Regions from separate parts of the Homo sapiens genome. Here region 2 is linked to region 1. A link is a contact called in ENCODE Hi-C or POLR2A ChIA-PET data. All regions are on one chromosome and are shown on one strand. The core of a region is the stretch at or near the end of the contact, and the rest is flanking DNA. Distances in the headings are between cores, read along the strand shown. Region 1 overlaps GALNT17 (polypeptide N-acetylgalactosaminyltransferase 17). Region 2 overlaps GALNT17 (polypeptide N-acetylgalactosaminyltransferase 17).

Region 1 (4,311 bases), core at 952-3,451:
AACAGAAGAGCTTAGCTTTGGTTTAAGCTGTTCATTTCCCTCCCACAGTCTGAAGTTCAGCTGCAGGAAAAAAAAATAAAAAAGAAAGAAAAGTAATTTAAGTAATTTAAATTCTGCCTGCTGACTTAGTTTTGTCCTCATCTTATCTGACCTTATTTAATCAGAGAAAAAAAAAAGAAGAAAAGAAAAGAAAAAAAAAGACTGGGAAAGCGTTTTCTAGGAATTTCATCATGACCCTTTAAACACATCTTCCATTTACACTTATATAATTGTTTCATACGGGATAGTGTTAATAATACCAAATTTCATTCCTAAAGCAAGCTGACAAAAGCATTTAAAGACTTGCTCATTCCAAATGTGTTAGAGCAGCTGAGAATCACGATCTGGTGCCAGTTCATTTGCTTTCAATACTTCCTGCTTTTGGGTGCTGCATATTTTCTTTACAATAGCCCATAGTTAGGGCCATATCCATACACCCCAACTCCAGATTCCTGTCACGCGCCTTCCAGTGCAAGAAATGATCATGCTTTAGGGTGCACGGGGCACAGTCTAGCATTTTCCTTGCTTTCCACATCAGGGTGATGATGCTCAGAGATGTAGAAGAGCTCCCAAAGGGGTGGCACTGACCAGTGGCCACGTGGCTCCCTGGGCCTGTTCATCCATCCCGGTTTGTTCTGAGATAACCTCATGTCCAGGAAACAGCCTTGGCTAACGTGCCTAGGAGCAGTTTTTGAAAGAATCTGAGCTCACGGAAATGAAGTAAAAAATCTCTGGCACTCATTCAGGTTTTTTATTTAAGATTTATTAAAGGATAATTTACAGGCGATAACATTCACCCTTTTTGGGTGTACAGTTTGATGAGTGTTGGCAATGGATATGTAGCTGTGGATTTACCACCACAGTTAAGATGCAGAATAATCCCATTTTGTGGTCAGTCTCCAACTCATCCTTAGCAATCACTGATCTGTTCTCTAATTCTTCCTGTCTTTTTTATTTAGTGGTGGGGACAGGGTCTCACTCTGCCTCCCAGGCTGGAGTGCAGTGGCACGATCACAGTTCACTGCAGCGTCGACCTCCCAGGCTAAAGCGATCCTCCCGCCTCAGCCTCCCGAGTAACTAGGACCACAGATGGGTGCCACCATGCCCAGCTAATCTTTTAATTTTTGTAGAGATGGGGTCTCCCTATGTTGGCCAGGCTGATCTCAAACTCTTGGGCTCAAGCAGTCCTCCTGCCTCGGCCTCCCAAAGTGTTGGGATTACAGGCATGAGCCACTGTGGCCAGTTGTCCCCTATTTCTATGGTTTTGCTTCTCTAGACTGTCATACATTGGAAATGGAATCATGCAGTATGTAACCTTTGGGGCCTGGCTTCTTTCACTTGAATGATTTTGATACATGCTATTCCATGTATTGGGAGTTTCTTTCTTTTTTACTGTTAAGTAATTTCCGAAGTATGGATGGACATTTGGGTTGTTTCCAGTTTGGGGGAATCATGAATAAATCTTCTATTAAACATTCATATACAGTCATGTGAACATATGTTTTCATTTACCTTGGGTAGATACGTAGGAATGGGATTCCCAGGTATCATGTGGTGAGCGTATGTTTCACTTTGTAAAAAAACGCCAGCCTGTTTTCCAAAGTGGCTCTACTATTTTGCATTCTCACAGCTATGTATCAGGCAGAGTTCAGGTTGCTCCACATCCTTGGTGACACTTGGTATTGTCAGGTATTTTTTTAAGCCATTCTAGTAGGTGTGTAGATGTCATGCAGGCTTTTGTACATGGAAGGGCAGGAATGTCTTGGGGGAAAGTCAGCCTCAGTTACTGCTCCCATAAAGCTCTTTCTCCTGCAGCCCTTCAACCTGCGCTTCAGACAATCGACAGCAGGATTCCCTGTTTAGATTCACTTTGTGCCAACAACCTGTGAGGCTTGGCAGCCTAAGGCCTGGATGCCCTTTGGTGAGAGGCAGGCACAGTAACAGGGCAGACAGTGACCAATATGACATGAGGAGGCCTGAGATGATATTTCTTCTCTGATACTTACTGCTCTTGTAACATCCCCACATCATTTAAGCTCTATGTCTGTCTCTCCTGTTATGTAGAAGATATAGAGTTAATCATGTCTGCTTTTTCACCCTACCGGAGAGCAAAGAAGAGCCTTGAAAGTTGAAATGTTCAATTCAGAGAAGAAAGAAGAGAGCACGATCATTTTTATTGCTTTTGAGTTGCTGCCAGCTAAAACCTCAGGTCCAAAGTAAAAACACTCCTGTTATTAGCAGTGAAGGTTGACAAGACTGTTTTTCATCCATCTTATTGTTTTTTTAACAATTTTATATGCATATAATTCCATGATAATGACATAAGAACTGCTTGGAGAAGAAACTGCATGTTCTTTTGTGATTTTTAATATAAAATTCTCTTTGGGCTAAGGCAACCCCTTGTAATCACTCACCTCATTTCCCTGATACCAGTTCTCTGAAATGTTATTGTAGACCTTGCTCCAATTTCAAACGCTGTCAACTCTTGCACATAAAAACAGTTGTTTATATAGTTTGTGGATTACTCCTTTTCCCTCTTGAACTATTTGTTTCACTGCTCAATGCTATTCCCAGTTGGTTCTGACAGGAGAAATGGAAGATAATGAAATATCGGCTAGATTATTTTCTCCCTGGTTATAGCTATTGTGAAAGTTTGGCTAAAATGTAGTATTTTTGTCTGTCTGGAGATTTGAGTTGTTCTTGCTATCTCCCTTTTCTCTGTTAGCAAAGTCAGCAAATGGTTGAATCAAGGTAGACAATGAAGTATTCCTGTTTGTGGTCTCCAGTTTCTGTCCTATAGACATCACAAGGTTATTTGCAGAGTTTGTATGAAACAATGTTTTTGGAGCCTAATTCTCATTTGTACTTTAGAGCCAACAGATGTTTCTTTTAAGAACATAGGAAAAGAGAGTGAGATAAAGAGACTTTGGCTAAGCATTCTTTTGATCAGCCATGAAAAGTTTGACTTTTAACTGTTGGTCAAATACAATCATGGCATTTCCAAAAATTTTTCTCTAATGAGATAATGTGTGTGTGTGTGTGAGAGAGAGAGAGAGAGAGAGAGAATGAGAGACACACAGAAAGAGAATGTGAATCATAGGTTTCCACTGACCTGTTTTAATTTTAGAGACTCATTTCAGGGATGTGCACCCACAGAAAAATGCCTGGCATCTAAGCATAGCATGTGCCACACTGAAGAATATTCTGGTTCATTTCAAGCTGTACTATGCTGGTAAACCAGCCCTCTGGGTAGGGCGAGGGCATATGTTCGGTGGTGGTGGTAGGGAACCTTCATTTGTGGCTTTTGCCTGTTTCCCTGGTGTACATATTTCTACTCTGGTGGATTTCAAGTTAGCAGCATTTGGCAGCTAGTTTGCAAAAGTCCTAAATATTTAACAGTAGGCTCTGGGGGAGCTGGCTTCAGCACACCACTCATTTTGAGGGACATTCTGCTTTTTATTTGATGTATTAAATGGATGTTTTTAGAGATAGGGTCTCTCTGTTGCCCAGGCTGGTGTGCAGTGGCATGATCATAGCTCACTGCAGCCTTGACCTCCTTGTGCACAAGTGATCCTCCTGCCTCAGCCTCCTGAGTAGCTGGGACTACAGGTGTGCGCCACCACACCTGGCCAATTTTAAAATTTTTTGTAGAGGCAGGATCTTGCTATGTTGCCCAGGCTAGTCTTGAAGTCCTGGCCTCAAGCAGTCCTTCTTCCACGGCCTCCAAAAGCGCTGGGTTGGCAGATGTGAGCCACTGTACCCAATGCTCATTCTGCTTTTTATGTATTTCACTTTTGCACAGATCCCCTAAGACATTGGTCTGGAACACACCATCCACATCAGTGCACATGAAAATAGTTCAAAATACATTAAAAGATGCCCCCTGGCTGATTTTGGCATGACCAGTAGTACCTACAACTCTGTGTTCTTGTGTGTTTGTGCAGGCTCACCAGCCTGTGGATGTCCAGGTACCCCGCAGAGGCTGTCAGCAGGAAGAGTCTGGGCAGACAGGAAAACTCAGGGCTTCCTTCTGATTTGCATTTCAAAATGAAAATGAGAACTTTTCAAAAAAATAGTTATCCTGCCAACAACATTGTTATACTACTGATGGGCTGGGGACCATGCTTGGCCCTGGGGGGTCGAAAGGGGAGCAGACCACAGTCCCTGCCTCTGGCCCTGGGTCACCATAGTGGGGGCTGAGGCAGGCTGTGAGGGTCTGTATTGGGAGTTCGGCTCTTGAACAAATCTACTGAGTGGTTTCAGTACTGGGAG
Region 2 (4,845 bases), core at 2,039-4,538, 340 kb after region 1:
TCACCATATAGTCAATAATAACTTAATTATTACTAAGTTATTATTAATAACTATCTAATTGTGCTATTAGTAGGTTTTATTCATTCTTAAGAGAAAGAATTTATATAGCTGATGTGAAAAGTATAATTAGGCTCAATCGATAAATATTTATTCATCAATTATATGATGAGTGAATGAACACATATAATTAATAGACATTTTTTAGAACTTTAATACCTCCCAAAAAGAGAATGTAATGTCTTTTTAACTGTGTCCATGAATCAGTCACAAAAATTGATCTACTAAGCTGCAAAATTTTCATAGACCTTAAAAAGTAGAAAATTTACAGACCTTATTCTCCGATCACAATATAATAAAATCAAAAATTGATAATATAGAATTAAATAAAAAGACCCCTGATGGAAAGATATCCTAGCCATTAAAATGGTCCTAAATGACTAGGTGTGGTGACTCACACCTGTAATCCCAGAACTTTGGTAAGTCAAGGTAGGAGGACCGCTTGAGGTCAGGAGTTTGAGACCAACCTGGGCAACGTAGCAAGACTCTATCTCTTTAAAAAATAACTGGGCATGGTTGTGCACATCTGTAGTCTCAGGACTAGCTACTCAGGAGGCTGAGGTGGCAGGATCACTTGAACCCAAGGCTGCAATGAGCTAGGATCATACTACTGCACTCCAGCCTGGGTGACAGAGTGAGACCCTGTCTCTCACTAAAAGAAAATAAAAAATTTTCCCTAAATACAGCATTCTGGGGCAAAGGAGAAAACCAAAAATATCCTAACAGGCTGCTAAAAAATTATTGCCAGTGACAACAATATTTATCAGAATCCAAGGAATGTTGCCAAAATAATGTCCAAAGGGAAATACACAGCTTTTAATGTGGTCATTATTATTACATGAGATTCTGGAGAAATCAGGAATATTCAATCTCCATCAAAAAGGCATGATGCGGTGGCTCATGCCTGCACTTTGGGAGGCTGAGGTGAGCGGATCACCTGAGGTCAGGAGTTCAAGACCAGCATGGCCAACATGGTGAAACCCCTTCTCTACTAAAAATATAAAAATAAGCCAGGCATGGTGGCATGTACCTGTAATCCCAGGTACTCAGGAGGCTGAGGCAGGAGAATCCCTTGAATTTGGAAGGCGGAGGTTGCAGTGAGCCGAGATCACGCCACTGCACTCCAGCCTGAGCGGTGACAGAGCGAGACTCCATTTCAAAAAAAAAAAAAAAAAGTCCACTGGCCACATAACCTCTGAGCTTCTGTCTGATCTTTTGTCTCCACTGTCTTCTTTATGCTTCACATCCCATTCATCCACAGGTTTCCCCTGGGCTCCTTCAGATTATCTCGCAGCAAAACCTACTCTCTACTCCAGTGCCTTCTTTCCCCGAGACCATTATTCCTCCCCACCATGGGATCTTCCAGCTGTCTCTTCTTGCTAAGGCAGATAGAGTCCTGTTGTTCCCTCATGAGAAACATTGGTTATATCCCTCTACTGTCTGATTGAAATCTGTCCTCTGGGGTGGGCACTCAAGGCCCATTCCACGTGGACCCCATCCAACTCACTGGATTTTAAGATCCAGCCCAGTGTTAGCTGACTTTTAGTTACCAGTCATCATTCCCTCCATCCTGGGACTCTTCCTCTGCTTATATTTGATTTGACCCTGTGATATCACAGAGAAACAAATATCAGTTGCTTTGTCTTCTTCCCAATAGCTTATACGCTTCTGTGCCCTGACCCACTTCCTTTAGGAATCTCTCTGCTCCTCCTCTTCCTCACTGTGCCCCTGCAGAAGGTCTGGAGCACACAAATCCAAGATAAATGTTTCCTTGATGACAAAGAACTCTTGTCACGGTCTAGAGCAGTCATACATCCAAAAAAAACACGCACTTGCATGGTGGCATGCACACATTAAACTCCTAGGAAAATGGAGAAATTATGTATTATCTAGTGCCATGAAAATGCTAAAGGAATTTGGACAAAGCGGAAGACCATGGTGTAGAATAACCTCGGATGCCCTGATGTTGCAAAATGGAAAGCATTGTGTCAGTAAAGGGATGGATGGAAGAAAATGACCTCAAGCAGAGAGAGAAAGTGAGTATTGGGAGTGTGTGGTACAGCTTAGGGGCCGCCTTATCTGGAGAGGAAAATCTCCAATGAGAAGCACAGGAGATGAGCTTGGATGATCCACACACTTACCACCCAGCCACAATTTGGGTGCAAGTTGGTGCCATCTCTTGGTTGAAGCAATCGGCATCATTCAGGCCAAAATAGATGTCTTTGTTCTTTTTGTTCTTGGAAACCCTGCTCAGTTTGTATTGACAATGTACATTAAATTCAAATGGAATGTTCCCCCAGTGCAGAAGATTTTTTCAAACTTAGACTATGAGAGCAAAGGAATTTGAGGTCACACTTGAGTTAGTGTGAGTAGGAGAAACAGGACATTGACCCGAATGCTTTGGATTTTTTGTTTGCATTTGGATTCTATGCCTTTGGATTTTCATCCCACATTGCACTGTGGCTAACTCTAGCACAACCACATACCCCATCTGAAGAATTGGGCATATGGAAATAGACCTTTAGACACTAAATATTTGTCATTTTATATTGTGCATAATTACTCTGCCTGCATTGCAACGTGGACCACCAGCATCCAGCTCCACGCTCTTCGTGCATTGGGTCGAAATTAGTTAAAGGAATGCGTAAAGAAGAGGTTGTGTTCAGCAAGCCATGGTGCTAATATTCTGATTAAGTGTGAGCTTTTTGGCACACAGCGTAGATGAGATGTGCTGTTGTATTAATAGGCTGTAAATTATAAATAATTGCTTGATAGGATGAGAACCTGAAGCGATGGGTTTCTTTACAGAATGCTGATTATTCCCTCAGTAACAAAAGACAAGGGAACCGATTCCTGCAATTGTTTCCCTTTGGAAAGGAAAGGACATTTTGGTCTGTCATGTTGATGGAAAACACTAGAAATTTCCTTTGTGATTATTTTGTTCCCTTTCATCCAAGCTCCTAGTTTATTCTCACACATGCAGACATAAACTGGGCAGGGTGAAAATTCCCTGCATGAACCATTCGGTTTTCGGTTTGCCAGTCCCCATCAATGACAAGTATTTCTTTATCTGGTCAGAAAATGGAAATTCTGTTTTCTGAGCCAGCCAAGATACCAGGTACAAACAGAGCTTCCCCCTGGGGATTCACAGCCTGAAGGTGGTTAACGGCCCCCCTCTCGCCTATCACCAGACTCCAGTAGACGTTTCTGATGCGGGGAGGCTAGTTCTGAATCCAAGCCAACACTGGTTGTTGGTTCCAATTAAAAAGCAATTGCATTCCCAGCAGTTCAGGGCTGCAGCCAAAAATACAGCATGTTCAGAAAAGCATGATCTTTTTTGAGAGGCGGTTACTCCATCAAGGGATAGATGCTGCCAGGGAGAGCTAATGATGGTACATTCGTATGTGATAAAAATTTAAAAGTTCAAAGAAGAAAGCAAAAGGTAGATGATTTACTTTGAAGTTATTTGTAGATGGCAATGAGGATTTTCTGTTGGTCTCTTTTTCCCCCAGCATTAATCAGCCCATTTATTAGAAGACAAACAGGAATTGACCGTTTGTCAGACAGCAAAGAAACAGAGCAATCACATTAAGGAAATCAAAGGCGAGAATGTCAAAAGGTCAGCATTAAGCAGCCCTGGGAAGCAGTGTCACTCTGCAGACGTTTCAGCCAAATCCTTCTTTCCATGAGTAGCCTCTGCTTTTTGGGAGGACCAATGAGCATAGAGAGCTTGGAGGGACTTTCCAGTTCATTGCATTCTGTCTCCTCTGCTGGTCAGAGGCTTATGTCTGGGTATTTTTAGCAACCTCCCTCTGTCTTTGTTGGCTCCAGAACACATAATTTCAGAAAAATCAGGTATAAAATCTCAATCCCAGCACTTTGGGAGGCTGAGGCAAGAGGATTACTTGAGCCCAGGAGTTCGAGACCAGCTTGGGAAACATAGCGAGACCCCATCTCTATGATTTTTTTTTTTTTTTTTTTTAGTTAGCTGGACATGGTGATGCACACCTGTAGTCCCAGCTGAGGCAAAAGGATCACTTGAGCCCAGGATTTCAAGGCTGCAGTGAGATATGATCGAGTCACTACATTGCAGCCTGGGTGACAGAGTGAGACCCTGTCTCTTTAAAACAAACACACAAAAAACTCATAACATGGAGAGTCAAGAACTCTGATTTGTTTCAGATCTGGATCACTCACTACAAGACCTATTACTTTTTATTTTAGTCCTCATAGTGCAGGATTTTATGATAAAACTGTTTAGACTTGTCACCAACAAAGTTAGTATTTCAAAACAAAACAAAAGCCCTAATCCCCCAAACTTTTGTGATCACATTAAGTTGGATCAACCCAAATTTTCCTTCTGGAGAGAGCCAAGAAGTCATAGGGAGCAGGTTGGGTATCTCTAATCCAAAAAATCTGAAATCCAAAATGCTCCAAAATCTGAAACTTTTTGAGCACAGATATGACTCAAAGAAATGCTCTTTGGAACATTTTGGATTTCAGATTTCCAAATTATGGATGCTCAGCCTGTTAAATACAGTGCAAATATCCCCAAATTTGAAAAGATCCAAAATCTGAAATGCTTCTGAGGAGTTGCAGATCAGCCTAGGTAACATAGCAAGATCTCATCTCTACAAAAAATTAGCCAAGCATATTGGTGCATGCCTGTGGTTCCAGCCACTCAAGAGGCTGAGATGGAAGATTGCTTGAGCCCAGGAGTTCAAAGCTGCAACGAGCAGTGATCACACTGTTGCACTCCAGCCTGGTGACAGAGTGAGACCTTTTCTC

What was found. Hi-C counts contacts between places; a loop is a spot of excess contacts on that map. ChIA-PET counts read pairs that join two places held with the same protein, here RNA polymerase II (POLR2A). Pooled maps may share reads with other maps.
Region 2: a loop to region 1 is called in a pooled map, with 4 times the contacts of the local background. The contact joins two enhancer-like sites. A Hi-C loop is called at or near these places in 1 of 168 maps with a recorded cell type or tissue (heart right ventricle) and 5 of 50 pooled maps. POLR2A ChIA-PET finds 5 or more read pairs at or near these places in 1 of 52 experiments (H1).

What each region holds. Positions count from the first base shown.
Region 1 is chr7:71,270,775-71,275,085 of GRCh38, forward strand. All of the region lies in intron 1 of GALNT17 (polypeptide N-acetylgalactosaminyltransferase 17), which reads left to right. Among named protein-coding and RNA genes, the nearest start is that of MIR3914-2, 35 kb to the right of the region's middle. Within about 2 kb of position 2,202, at least 5 of the 41 ENCODE cell types and tissues checked have a DNase peak (open chromatin) inside an H3K27ac peak, as active enhancers do.
Region 2 is chr7:71,609,774-71,614,618 of GRCh38, forward strand. The region is part of intron 6 of GALNT17 (polypeptide N-acetylgalactosaminyltransferase 17); the gene reads left to right. Among named protein-coding and RNA genes, the nearest start is that of MIR3914-1, 300 kb to the left of the region's middle. Within about 2 kb of position 3,289, at least 6 of the 41 ENCODE cell types and tissues checked have a DNase peak (open chromatin) inside an H3K27ac peak, as active enhancers do.